Linked DNA regions of Homo sapiens: all the other regions are linked to region 3. A link is a loop called in an ENCODE intact Hi-C map of the cell type or tissue named here. Cell type or tissue: A673. All regions are shown on one strand.

Region 1 (5,000 bases), 280 kb before region 3:
GGCAAATGAAAAAAATAATATCTTCAAGCAGGGTTCAGAGACAGCTGTCATGGTACTTTAGTAATAATGTTGAAAGACTTATGAAATGAGGGCATCCTCCCCAATATCCTGTAATGAGTAGTATTAATAATAAACATTTATCAATAATGTACATTTGAAATAAAATTTATTTTTTATTTTCTATTTTTATAAAGCCATATTTCATTTGACTGAAGCATAATTCTTAGCCAGAATGTCTTTCAATTAGAGTAATACATTCATTTACATTGATTCTGAGACTGCTTAAGCCTCATTTTGTATTTCTTATTTTTTTTTTTGGCTGAACTTTAGCTGAGGGTGAGTAAATTAATACTTAATGTAATATGTGTTTTTCAATCTAAGTTTAATCATCTTAGGTTATATGGAGTCATAGCTATGAGAGATGGGGGAAGGAAGATGCAATTATCCAATGCTATTTAATACAATTTAACAAACATTAATCAAGTTTATTTGGTACCCAAAGAACTTCAGCAGGTGTTGTGTAGGTGTGAGGGGGAAAATAAATAAAAAAAATGTCTAACTAAATTATTTACAATATGGTAGGGAGAAATATAGAAGTAAACAATGAATAAGAAAATCATCATAAATGCTACTAGGGTTTATATATCTTTTATGTGTATCGTAAGATTAAGCAGGAGATCTGGCATAAGATAGATCTAATTAATACTTTTTGAAAAATGAATGACAGGAGAGAGTAGATTAGAGAGGATGATTCTACTGCAAGTAACAAAATACCAGTCCAAGAAACCTAGACAAGAGGAATTTATGTTAAAATCACACTTAAAAACAACTCTTAATAGAGGTAGTTCTGCACTTGGATAATTCAGCAGCTCAATGATGGCAGAACTCTAGTCATTCTGCATACTGTTATTATACTCTATAATACATTTAGACTTCTTTTATTGTCATAAGTTGGTTGCCACCATTCTAACCATCAATTTCTCATTTCAAAATATCCAAAATCATGGAGGGGAAAGGGAATTGTCTCAGGAGTATTCCTTTTTTTTTTTTTTACAGAGAGATATTACTTTCAATGGCAAAAAATGCAATTAAATTTGCACCAACCTAATCATTTATTAGAAACTTACCCCTCCTCCCCCTCTGCCACACATACATGTTCCCCATAGGCCTTTTCTAGAATCACAGGACCAAACCCAGAAATGAAGTCTGGGATAGAATGTATGTGATATTTGAGCTTCTGTTGTGAGTGAGGTCTACAAGAAAAAAGAAAAGGAAGAAAAATGGTTCTTGGTTAAGAAGCAAATAGCAGATGCTCTTGGAAATATCACCATCAAGTAATTTCTTTGAGCAATGTACAACCTTCATCTTTTCCACTACTGAATATGCCCTCACAAGTGCTCCAGTAGGTACAGAAGCTCCCCAAACACCTATGTCCCTAGGTTCTTGGCACATGACACTTGCGATATTCATGCATCAGTGTCCTATTGTTTTATTTTTTAAATAACTATTTTACAGTAATTACCTGGTACTGCTCTTAGTCCTTTGTGAATTTTAACTCATGTAATTCTCACATTGATCCTATAAAGTAGATATTATCATCTCTACGTACAGATGGGGAAACTGAGGGCCATTGAGGTTAAGTAATCTGCACACAGTTGCACAGCCAGTAAGGCGTGAATGGTATGAAAATCAGGGTGTTTGCGTCCAGCATGGATGCCTTCACCATTCTGCTGCGCCACTTCTTCAGTGGCTTAGGGAAACATAGTGTCTTCTCTGACTTGCAAGCTCAGGCCTGCTGGAAGGCTAATTATACTGGGAATAGTAATAAATATTGCTACGAATCAGCTTGATCAAGTTGTGAGCTGTGTTACCCAACATCCCTGAGGTTTAGTTTCTTCATTTGTAAACCAAAGAGAAAAAGACTTCTAAGGTCATTTTCATCTTAAACATTCAGTGATAAAATTGACAATTAGCTGGTGTAGCTTTAGCAAAATTTGAAAGTCAGCCTTCTATTTTCATAACAACATTGGATTTTCTGTTTTCATTCTTGTCTCTTTGCAATCCATTGTATACATGGAACCCAAGGGATTGTGTAAAAAATCAAACAAATCAGCCATCATGTTGTTCTCTTGGCTAATGGGTTCATATGACTTCTCAATGCTTTCTGAACATATCCCTACTCCTTACTATGGCCTAAAGACCCCATGTGATCTGACCCCAGATGAACTCTCTTTTCTTATCAAATATACCTAGCCAGGTAAATCTTGTCTCATTCTTTGCCACATCAAGCTGTTTCCTGCCTGAGGGCCATCGTCTTGCTATGTCCTCATCTGCAAGCATTTTTGTCCCATCTCTTCACAGGGCTCCTTCTCATCATTCAGATATCAGCTAAAATATTATCTCCTCACAGCAGTTTTCCTAACCATGCTGTCTAACACAGGGCCTCTGAGCCTCCCTGCTCACACAGTCATTCTTTATCATACTATCTTGCTCTGTTTCCTTCACATAATTTAACCATTTTCTGCCATTATCTTGCTAATTAATTCGAGGGCAGGAACCATGTTCATTTTTTAACCATTACAGGGCCAACATATGGAATAGTGACATTTTATTGAAAAAAAGTTTCTCATTTATGTAAAAGACAATTATAATATTTTGGGCTTAATTAATTGAGACTAGGTTCTCAATTAAATATTTTTAAATTAAATTAACGAGCATATGTAAAACTAAATTAATGAGTCTTCTAATTATAATTATTTTGTGTTTATTTTTAAACTTTCATTTAATATATATAAGAAACATAAGAACAAATATAGACACAGTCATATTGCTGTATCAGTGAAAATGGCTAATTTTTGTTCGCCTTTTAAAAAATATATTAGTACTCAAATGGTTACTATTACATGATTTCTCTCCTTTGAAGCTTCTAAATGAAGAAAAAATATTTCTCCATTTTGTCAAACTACTATCTTCTCTTTCTAGGAAGCAGTTGATTTTGTGTATTTTTTGGAAATACGCTGGCCTATAAAAATTTTTCAAATGGTAGAGGTAACCTGTACTCAGCATCTGCTTTAGAAACAGCTCCAACATTAGATGGCAGCAGTAGATTGACTGATTGGGATTGATAGTAATAAATGGCAGCTCTTAATTCCCTATTCTATGATGATTCAATTCATTCCTGCATCTAGTAATCCTTTATCCTTTAAAAATACTATTGGGTAAACTTTGTAATAATCTAGAGTTTGCAAAGTATCTTGATAAAGAACAAAAGGTATTCCCTGTGGTACATGATGGCATAATGTTGAATTTTGTATTTTCCTGAAATTTCTTTTCTTTTCTTGGAAGCAAACAAAACACTGTGGATTGTTTTTTCTAGTTTGTCAGATGAAAACAAGCACACAAAACCTTTTGGGTGGCCTATACCAAAATGTAGATGTAGATGTTTATCTTGTCTTGAAGTTAATGGAGAATGGAAGTAGTATTTGGGGAGATGTGGCTGGGAAGGGCAAACATTGTCACGGCATGAAATATTCAGTTTATTCCTTTCTCTCTCCTTATTAGATATATTGGACATCTCTCTCCATATGAGGCAATTTGTCACCTTAGGTTAATAGCTGTATGAGAATTAGCTCTCAAGTCCAACTTAATAAATCAAGTCTTGAATTTTAGAATACTTGTAAAGTCTATTAAGACTTTCATTGCTACTTAAATAATCAGATGTGGGCAAAATGCATTTTCAATATTCTCTGTTCAGTTTATCACTTTTAAACTGTCAAAGCCAGAGCAATTTTAAAACTTTTAAGCTAATCAGTCTTCACTTGTAAGAATATGCTATCTTAGCAAGTAGCAAGGGCCTTGGTAAACAATGTGAAATTAAAAACTGTTGCTTGAATGAATAAATCAATGAATGAATATATAGATAGATGAATGGATAAATAAATATATTGTGCAGACTAAGGTATACTATGCAACTCAATAGACAATCAGCATCTACTATGGGGTAGGCATTGTGTGAAGACTGGGGAAATCAAGTTGAAGGGGAAAATCTTGACCATTAGACCTATACGTTAGCAGAGGGACTGACACTAACACAAGCTCATTACCATGTGCTATGTGGGAGGTAAAGGGTGCTCTGGGAAAACGGAAGGCAGAGACTGGAGATGTGATCTGAATTTGCCAGGCAAAGGAGGAAGTATATGAACAAAATTATTCTAGGCAGATGGAACAAAAAAGAGGAAGGTGCAAATCAGTGTGGTGTGTTGGGAAAATTGCAAATGGTTGACTACCGTAATGACAAGGCAGAGGTACAGAAGGTAAAGAGAAAATGATGCAAGATGAGGCTGGATCATGGAGGGCTTCATAAATTATGCTGAGAAATCTGCACTCTATCTAATGAGGAGGTGGGAAACAACCAAAAGATAAAATATTCTGGTAGTGAAAGTGAAGATAGATTTAAGAGTCAAAAGCCAGGGCAAATTATGTCTCCTACTGCAATTATTGATTATCAAAGCAAATCTTTCATCATCACATGGGAACTACGATCCCTCCTAAAACACTGACATTGATCTGTGATGGAGACAATATATAAGCTGAAATTGTGGGCAGAGGAAGTGCATATATAGAAATTGACTATAAAGTCACGAAATACCAGTTTTGAAGTGTGGTTTCAAGAGTCAGGTTCATTATTGCATCATTTCAACTCATTTTGATATATTAAAATTATGCAAGTTCCACTTTTATTCTTATGTTTCTTTTTTTTTGAGACAGAGTCTCACTCTGTCGCCCTGGCTGGAGTGCAGTGGTGCAATCTCGGCTCACTGCAGGCTCTGCCTCCCGGGTTCACACCATTCTCCTGCCTCAGCCTCCCGAGTAGCTGGGACTACAGGCACATGCCACCATGCCTGGCTAATTTTTTGTATTTTTAGTAGAGATGGGGTTTCACCGTGTTAGCCAGCATGGTCTCGATCTCCTGACCTCGTGATCCGCCCGCCTTGGCCTCC
Region 2 (5,000 bases), 850 kb before region 3:
GTGATAGCATATTTCACTGAATATATGCTACCGATTGTAAGGTGCACCGTTACTTTATGTGTCACTATAAGGAAAAATCTGACAAGTTTTTCTTAATCATTTATAATCTTTGTTTTATATTTAGTGAGTGAGATTTGTTGGATTTGTCTGCATTCATAACAAGGAAAATATGAAATGAAAGGCGTTCCTAAAACTTTATATTTGGAGTGTGAGAATTCTATATCACTTTTTGAATTGGTTATTGATGTTCATGTTTTACTATACGACACAGATGGTTTTTGACTTACAGTGGAGTTACATTCTGTTAAATCCATCGTAAGTTGAAAATATTTTCAGTTTGAAAATGCATTTAATACACCTAAACTACTGAATATCATAGCTTAGTTTAGCCTATCTGAACATAATAGCTTAGTTTAGCTTATCTTAAACTTGCTCAGAACACTTACATTAGCTTACAGTTGCACAAAATTATCTAACACCAAGCCTATTTTACAATAAAATATCAAATATTTTCTTATGTAATTTATTGACTACTGTACTGAAAGTAAAAAAGAATGGTCTCATACCATCACAAAGTATGAAAATCCTAAGTTGAACCATTGTGACATGGGAACCAACTGTATTGTCTTTTATTTTTATTGATACATAATAGGTATACACATTTTCCAGGTACATGTGATAGTCTGAGGTGTTCATATAATGTGTAATGATCAAATCAGGGTAATTGGAATATCCATCACCTTAAACATTTATCTTTATGCCAGGAATATCTGAATTATTCTCTTCTAGCTATTTGGAAATATACAATAGATTATTGTTGACTGTAGTCACCCTACTGATCTATTGAACACTAGGTTGTATTTTGTCTATTTAACTGTACTTTTGTACCCATTAATCAAGCCTCTCTTCATCTCCCCTCCCTACTCCCTACCCTTAACGGCCTCTACTCTTTTAGTCATTAGTTGTAGTCACTGTGTTAGGTGAAATAAGCTGGACTCAGAAAGACAAGTTTCACATGTTTTCGCTCATACACAGAAGCTAAAAAAGTGTATTGTCTTTTATGCTATCAAGAGAATTGATGTGCAGCTTTTCTTGTGTGTTCTATTCTTATCTCTGGGATTTTCTTCGAAGCTGCCAACACACCTATCCTGTAAATTTAAGATGTTTTGCTGTTGTTTCTTGTCTTGCCATATAGAAGGGAATCCTTTTGCATATACCTAAGCAGAAAAATGCTTCTCTTTTGGATATCTTCCTTTCTTAAGCTTATGAAGCACTTGACTGTTGCTTTTTAAGAAAATACAGAATTATGCCCATTATTCTAATGAATATTTTCTTTACTACCGATGCATCTTCATTCTCTTTCTCCTGACTTACACATTAACTTTTTGCTTTAATGTCAAATCATATTATCTTTTAAGACATAAGTGGCAATTAAACTCAATAATTGTACCAAGAATGCATGTAATTCAACTGAAGTGACTGTAATGTAACTTGCTGTGACCAAATTTGTGAATGTGCATGTAGCGACAACTATGTCATGGCTTCTGCCTAGCCTTCAATTATATGATGCCTTCAATTTTTAGATGCATCCAAATTTCACTGATATTAAATGTAAGAAAATATATACGTCTTAGACTCAGTGAATACTTAAAAGGAAAGTCTTGAGTACCTGTGTTGTTTCATTAATCATAATAACATGTACATCTTTGAATAATAGATTTCACAAATATGTGGAAGACATTTATTAAGTCTACAGGTAGTATTTAGTGTTGACCCTTTACAATAATCTAAGGCCTGCAGAGTTGGAAACCAGCATTCCAGATAAAGGAGAGAGATATGTAAAGAAAACGTGCCCTTCTAAACTGAGCGGTAAAAGAAGTTATTAGGAATGTAGTTTGTATATATTATTTTAAAACATTTTAGTTTTCAAATACAGTTGGTGATTTATTCTTGGAAGTCAAAATAAATTTGGAGACAATTAGGGCCAACCTATTAATAGAAGCATTTTAAACTATACAATCTCTTTAGTTTTCTGATTTTTTTTTCTGGAAATTCACTAGAGGGCAGTAGTAAGTAATAAAAGTTTTGTGTTTCTGAAAAGGATAGCCTTTTTGTACATTAAAAAAAAAGTCTGAAGTGAAGTTCGTGAAGTTCAAAAGATTGTTGTTTAAAGACCTTAAAAGTTATAATGTTTTATATAAGGTCTATGTCAAGCTTATCATAATCTAAATATTGTAGTTAAATTTCCTGATAATTATTGAAAATGCAGTCCAAAAACAAGCTAAAAGCTTGGTAACCAAACGATGGCACCTTTCTTCTACGTTGTCTTCGGACAATTAAAAATTTAAAAATAGTGTTTTGTTCTGGTCTTATGTTACCGCAAGTTGTTACCAGAAACTTTTTTATTTTATAAAATATTTTAAATTAAGCTATTTAGAAATTCAGTTCAGCTCTTCTAATAAGTATATCAATTCCATTTAAGGAAATAACTTTGTGTGAATTAAGAGCTGTCTCTTCCTAAAAGCTTATTGGTCAATTATTATCTTCTTGGAGAAATTATTTTATTAATTTAATAATAAATGTTTGTTCTTGAAACAAAGGTAGGAGGAAAAAGAATTGGGACTTAGTCATTACATACCAGATAGTCTACTGTAGTTGTTATTAGTCTGGCCTAGAAATCTGTTCAGCCAAGTTTGGCAGATCTAGTGATAAAACAAATGTGCAGATGAATAATGTTAATATACCTATGCGTTATAATTGAGTTATAAGCAAGGGACATTTACAAGTCAGGGAAGGTTTCTCAGACGTATTGTAATTAAACCGAGACCTGAAGGGCATTAACAGTTGTTAATGAAATAAGATGAGAAGGTGGGCATTCTAGATGAGGGCACTACATGGAATAAAATGTGTATGTTGGACAAAGCCTAAAGTAGCATAAAATTGTAGTGTTTTAAGAACTATGAACAATTCAGAAGCATGAGATAAAGTTAACAAGTTGGTAGGGATCAGGTCATGAAGTGCTTTATATGTAGAATTACATTAATTAGAGTCTTTTCCCAATACCAACCAATAATTGTACCTTTCATAAAAAAAAAATAGCAAAACAACTTTTTAAAACAATTTTATATGTTCATATACATATAGAGGTTGGGAACAAGTAGAATTGCTCTGGTTAAAGTAGCAGCAGATTCCTGCATGGCTAGCTGCCTTATCTTCTGTAGTGGCCCTAGTGGCACCTTTCCAGATTCCTAGGAACTCATACCAGAATGCTTTGAAAAATACATTTATTAGTCCTGTAGAATCTTAAAGGATGTTAATTAGAGGAATGACATATATTGACTTGGGTATTAGAGTGAGATCACTTTAGAAACAGTGTAGAAGATGGATTTGTAGAAATTGAGACCAGCAGACCAGTTTAGGATAATTCAGAAGGCCTTGTGTTTGACAGTAGACTGTAAATAAGGGCCATGTTGTTAATACTGACTAGAGCAAAAGGTTCCTTGGGAAACAGTATCGAGTACTGCAGTTAGTGCATTCAGGGAACCTAATCCATCCAACACAGAATAACAAGCATTGAGGACAAATAGGCCTAGATTGGAGGTGGTTGAGGGGACAGGGAAACATACCTGCATATAAGCTGGGCTTAGCAAAATATTGCCATGGCATTTTGTTGTAAAAAGCAACATTCTTTTGGATTATGAAAATAATATGAATGATGTGGTTTGGCTGTCTGTCTCTACCCAAATCTCATGTTGAATTGTGATCCCGAGTGTCGGCGGTGTGGCCTGGTGGGAAGTGATTGGATCATCGGGGTAGTGTCTAATGGTTTAGCACCATCCTCGTAGTACTGTCTTGGGATAGAGTTCTCACGAGATCTGGGTGTTTAAAAATCTGTAGCACCTCCCACTTCACTCTCTTCTTCCTGCTCCAGCAACATATAACGTGCTGGCTTCCCCCTTGCCTTCTGCGACAATTATAAGTTTCCTGAGGTGTCCCTAACCATGCTTCCTGTACAGTTGGTGGAATCGTGAGCCAATTAAACCTCTTTTCTTTATAAATTACCCAGTCTCAGGTAGTTCTTTATAGCAATGTGAGAACGGACTAATACAATGAGTAATGAGAATTGGTAAATAATCATATAATACTATATATTAATCAGAGTCTTAAATTATTCTGTTACTTTTTATCAATAATGTTTAAAGAATATGGAAGTACTAGAATAACCAAATTAAATAGGTTAAAATGATAATAAGGATAGGAAAATCCTATAAGGAAATGTTAAAGGAACTATCAGGTACTTTAGTTCCCATAGGCTTTATTCTTTGTATTTTTCAATGTTTTGAGGATATATAATTTAATATTAAAAATATAAACGAGATGCTTTTAATTTTAAAAAATATATTTAGAGGGTGCAAGTGCAGTTTTCTGACATGCATATATTGCATTGTGGTGAAGTCTAGGCTTTTAGTGTAGCCATCACCCAAATTGTGAATGTTGTACCCAGTAGGTAACTTTTCAACTTTACAATATACATTTTAAACCCAATTATATATTTTTCCTTTTATATTTCACCAAAGTATACATTTTGAAAGTATACATTTGATAAAAATTGAGGTAATTAGAGGGAAATTACTCTACAGGTTGAGTATCCCTCCCTAATCTGAAAATCCAAAATCTGAAAGCTTTCAAAATTTGAAACTTTGAGCTCAAAAGAAATGTTCCTTGGAACACTTTTAAAAATTATTTTTAATTTTCGTGGGTACGTAGTAGCTGTATAGATGGAGTACATATTTTGGTATAGGCATGCAATGCATAATAATCACATCATGGCAAATTCGGTATCTCTTCTGTCAAGCATTTATATACTTTGTGTTACAAACAGTCCAATTATATTCTTTTAGTTACTTAATTTAATTTAATTATTTACTTTTGAGACAGAGTTTCACTCTGTTACCAGGCTGGAGTGCAGTGGCGCGATCTCAACTCCCTGCAACCTCCAC
Region 3 (5,000 bases):
AAAGATCAACTGATGCTGCCAAATGACTTGGATGAGGCATCAGCTAAAATGTCTGTCAAGGCATGAGGCTTATAGTAACTCTGCCCTCCTTGGTTGGAACTGGGATCTAAGCAATTTGATCTGAAAAATCACAGACCAGAGTGCACTTCCTAAAATGATAAGCTCAGGTATGGGGGTGTGACTCATGTTGCAACAAAGAAAGTTCTCCCTGAAACTTTCCCCAAGACCACTAGAAAGATGCACACACACATGCTTTTTTTCTATCAGGCATGCTGGTCAGGAGTGGTGGAAACCTTTTTTGCTACCAGTTGGGGGAAAACATTTACTGAGAATAAAAAGCAACAAAAAGTAGGCCAGGCGCGGTGGCTCACGCCTGTAATCCCAGCACTTTGGGAGGCCGAGGTGGGCGGATCACGAGGTCAGGAGATCGAAACCATCCTGGCTAACACGGTGAAACCCCGTCTCTACTAAAAATACAAAAAAATATACAAAAAATTAGCCAGGCGTGGTGGTGGGCACCTGCAGTCCCAGCTACTGGGGAGGCTGACGCAGCAGAATGGTGTGAACCTGGGAGGCGGAGCTTGCAGTGAGCCGAGATCCTGCCACTGCACTCCAGCCTGGGGGATAGAGCGAGACTCTGTCAAAAAAAAAAAAAAAAAAAAAAAGCGACAAAAAGTAAAGCAGAAAAGAGAAATGGAGAATCAGACTTCTGACATTATTGGAGCACCTATTTCCAGACATTCAAGCCTCTAAAAATTTCAGTTAATTGGTCAATAAATCATTTATCTTGCTTATGCCATGATATGGTTTGGCTCTGTGTCCCCACCCAAATCTCATCTTGTAGCTTCCATAATTCCCATGCACTGTGAAAGAGAGCCGGTGGGAGATGCTTGAATCATGGGCACAGGTCTTTCCTGTGCTGTTCTCCTGATAGTGAGTAAGTCTCACGAGATATGATGGTTTTAAAAATGAGAGTTTCCTTGCACAAGCTCTCTCTTTGCCTGCTGCCATCCATGTAAGGCATGACTTGCTCCTCTTTGCCTTCCATCATGATTGTGAGGCTTCCCCAGCCACATGGAACTGTAAGTCCAGTTAAACCTCTTTCTTTTGTAAATTGCCCAGTCTCAGGTATGTTTTTATCAGTAGTGTGAAAATGGACATACATGCCATTTTGAGGGATTCAGGCAAATAGAAAAATGTGACAAAAACTGAAATGGTCACAGAGTACCCATACTTTTGGATACTGTCTTCATGGAACTACATGACTTTTACAACACAAATTAACAGATTATCCATTTCTCTATAGGGAAAGGATGTTTATAGATACTGATCAAGTTTTCTTAATGTAAATAGCACAAACACAAATGTCTAAAACACAAAGCATGTTGTATACTTTGGATCCTGTCTAAAATATAAATTATTTAAATGATAACTAGGTATTAATTTTTTTTTTTACAATTTTGCCATCAGTAAAAATCACTGCAAATACTTTCCTTAGCAAAACTATTTAATATTTTATAGGGCCAAAATGAACAAATACACATTAGTCTTTAGGATCAGCTATATATAAACATGGTTTTAAATAAGTTATTTGAAATTTTATGTCTTTCTTATAATAATGAAGTAAACACAAAATAAAATCCTCTGAACTGAAATCAGGATAAAAATATTGGAACATTTTTCAATAAAAAGAAAAAGAAGTATTTTAAAAAGTTATCCTAAAAGATTTATTTAACTATATTAAAATCCAAATAGAGAAAAATAAAAGAAAGTAATTTTAAGTTTAATATAATGAAAAAGTTAATCATACAGCAACAGGAATTATAGTTGTAGAAAAGCTGACATGAGTCTCTGTAAAAGTTAAGCACTCATATTCCATTAAACATAATAGATTCTAGCCTTGATTATATATCTTAATGAAGTTATTCATATATGGCCTGATCTTGATTAGGTACTTGGCTAGTGAAGCAAAATTGGTTGACCTCATTTTTTAAAAAAAGAAAACAAGATAGGAGTGATAGATCAGACTAATCGGTCAGTTATTCAGCAAAATGTATCTTTTGTGATGATTATTCTAGTTAGCAACTAAGATGGACTATTAAAAAAAGTCCTTGATATAAATTGGTTTTATATTGTACTTGCCCTTTCATCTCTCACTATACATAAATGTAAAGTATTTTTAAACCAATAAATTGCAAGAAGAAAGATAATGTCTTTGTTTTCAATACTTTAGAAAAGATTTTCAGATATGTCTAATTAGCCCAGATCCATTAAAATTGGAGATGTGCTGAGAACAAAGGTCCTTTAGGAATATCCATTTGGAAGAACCCCTGCCTTCAATGAAAGTATAACTGTGAACAAATGGCCATGCAAATGATGGACTTTTTATAAACCTAAAGTAGCCTTATGTGAATATGAAAATACTTCTTAATGTTACAAATTATGAGATAGTGCAGTGCTTGATAAGCGATTGTTCTGAGTCTAAATAAAAAAAAAATCCTAAATTCTTTATTTTGAACATATACACTATTCATCTTGTTTTTCTAAATGGTGGCAAGTATCTATAACTGTTCTCAAATGCTGCCACCTAAAGGTTAAAGTTGGGTATAGACTAATAATGTCTAGAAACAAAAAAAAAGTACGTAGATTATTTATAAAGAATCCAATCATATAATTTTACCCATTAATTTACACATAAATTTATCTTGCTGAATATTTTCTGAAGGGAACTATAAAGGCTACCCATTAAGTAATTAATGAATATTTTATCAAGGACTTAAAAGAAAAAAGTCAAGAGATATGTGGATCAAAATAATACTAATACTAGTAATAAAACTTAAAAAGATGATTTATAAGATGTGTTTCAAAATAAAATGTTTGAAGTATTTATTTGCTGATTAAACATTTAAAATTAACATATAGCCACTTGAGCCCTAGTTTTTTCAATGCATTATGGGTGTGTACAAAATATTTATAATTTTGAAAAAAATCAGTAAGAGCCATACCTGTAAACTAGTTAAAACCATCAATAAAAAGAAAACATGGCCATATGCTAAAAATACATAACAGTTTGTAAATATTTTGCAGAAGATAAATACCCAGTTCTAATCAAGTTGACTAGGATGTAACCAGAGAAAGACAATACATAAATGTAACTGTTTACTTAATGAATTGAAATGTTGCTTTTGGTACATCCATAAAAAGAAAGTATTTAGCACTGTTTATTCATCATTGACCATAAAGACTAACAATATATGGAAAACAAAATATTTTGGTCAAAAAAGCCATTCTAGGAATAGACTAGAGCTGATTTCCTATAAGAAAAGTAAACTATCCATCCATTCACACAATCTAGCAATCCTTTTTGCTGCGACTATATATTTAGCAAAATCTTCTAGTAATAATTTCAAGTCCCAGGCACTTTCTATGAAAGCGTGGACTAGTGTCACCTTTCAGAAATCAACAAAATACTGCTTTCACTTCTGTGCTTTGGTCTTATGAGTTTAGTTTAAATGAGTCTATTAATCACAGCCTGATCATCTCTTTGTTGACTAATACGCTTCAGTTTCAATACTTAGAAAGAAGGCTCCATCTATCCCACCAAGACACAGCTCCCGTAGGGAGTCCTTCACAAGGCAGCAGTTCACATTTCTGTCTGACATCTTTTTACCTGTAAGTCATCTTGTATATGTGTATAGTAATAACTAGACAGGACGTTCCTTAAGAGCTGAGACTGTGTCTGTCTGATTGGTATCCTTAATACATATTTATTGATTGAATAAGTATTTAAATTATTTATATTTAAAATTAAGAGTAGCCGAATTATATATGAATATAAATGTTTTATAATAAAAATTAATATTTATATTCCAAGTAACTCCCACTAAGATTCATTCTAGTTTATGCTTTAGCATTAAATTGAAAACACTAACAATTAATCTTAAACATACAGTATATGGATGACAACAGCACTTATAATCATATGGGGGAAATATGGTATACATTAATAGGCTTTCTCCTTCTCATTCTATGTAAGTTTTTTAAAAAATTAAAATTCCTCTCTAATAATACATTCTCAGGAAAAGGTGTCACTTCTTAACACCAAAATTATTTACTTGAAGTAAGGTCATTTGTTTTTATTTTTTTTATGTGATTAAAATATTGTAAATATAGTTGATATTTAAAATACTGTAATACTTTGGGATCTACAAGGCCTGGTTACCGTTCTCATTTCCTTATCCTTAAAATGGCAATAATAATGCCGTTATCCTAGTAATACTGTGTCAGCATAATGAAACAAAATAAAATCTCAGTAAATAATAGTCATACATCAGGAATAAGAAAAGTCCAGTACTAAAATTTAAACTATTTCTTATAGTTTTAACTAGGCATGTGCATTTGTTGCTAGATGTGATCTTAAGATCACATTATTAGTAATTAGCTAGGGGAAAACATCTGTTTCTATCTGCAATGGCTCACTTTCATGCTTCCCTTTTAACCTTACCAAATATATCAGCTGATTTAGGCAAGTATTTATATGAAAGGAAGTTAAGACCCAACATTCTATTCATAATTTTGTTTCGGGAAAGGAAAGGTAAGGGGAGGGGAGGGGAAGGGAGGGGAGGGGAGGGGAGGGCAGAGGGAGGGGGAGAGGAAGGGGGAAGGAGAGGGGCCGGGGGAAGGAAGGAAGGAAGGAAGGAAGGAAGGAAGGAAGGAAGGAAGGAAGGAGAAAGAAATGAAAGAAGAAAGAAAGAAGGAAAGAAAGGAAGGAAGGAAGGAAGGAGAAAGAAATGAAAGAAGAAAGAAAGAAGGAAAGAAAGGAAGGAAGGAAGGAAGGAGGAAAGAAAGAAAGAAAGTAAATGCTTCATTTTTACCCAAACTGATGCTTGTGGTGGATTGTCATTAAGGCATTGAGGGGATATCAGTGAGGCACAGCTATCTGCACCCAGAGCATTTGCCCTACTACTAGAGCACTCTTTAAATTCAGGTTTTTGAAGAGC

Evidence for each region. Hi-C counts contacts between places; a loop is a spot of excess contacts. Peaks named below come from ENCODE experiments on the same cell type or tissue, not always from the same donor. Only the 100,000 strongest peaks of a DNase experiment are listed, where the experiment ranks them.
Region 1: it touches region 3 in a loop (4-fold over the local background); 6 of 110 quality-filtered maps call a loop at or near these places.
Region 2: a loop joins it to region 3, with 7 times the contacts of the local background. A loop is called at or near these places in 17 of 110 quality-filtered maps.

The regions. Positions count from the first base shown.
Region 1 is chr6:69,153,753-69,158,752 of GRCh38, reverse strand. The region is part of intron 17 of ADGRB3 (adhesion G protein-coupled receptor B3); the gene reads right to left. Among named protein-coding and RNA genes, the nearest start is that of ADGRB3, 520 kb to the right of the region's middle. In A673, a CTCF peak has its summit at 3,089; no DNase peak of the experiment used is centred here.
Region 2 is chr6:69,727,089-69,732,088 of GRCh38, reverse strand. The region is part of intron 7 of LMBRD1 (LMBR1 domain containing 1); the gene reads left to right. Among named protein-coding and RNA genes, the nearest start is that of LMBRD1, 67 kb to the left of the region's middle. In A673, a CTCF peak has its summit at 2,045 (motif pointing right); no DNase peak of the experiment used is centred here.
Region 3 is chr6:68,874,879-68,879,878 of GRCh38, reverse strand. All of the region lies in intron 3 of ADGRB3 (adhesion G protein-coupled receptor B3), which reads right to left. Among named protein-coding and RNA genes, the nearest start is that of ADGRB3, 240 kb to the right of the region's middle. In A673, a CTCF peak has its summit at 2,593 (motif pointing left); DNase peaks (open chromatin) are centred at 2,588, 4,588 and 4,928; H3K27ac peaks cover 1,373 bases.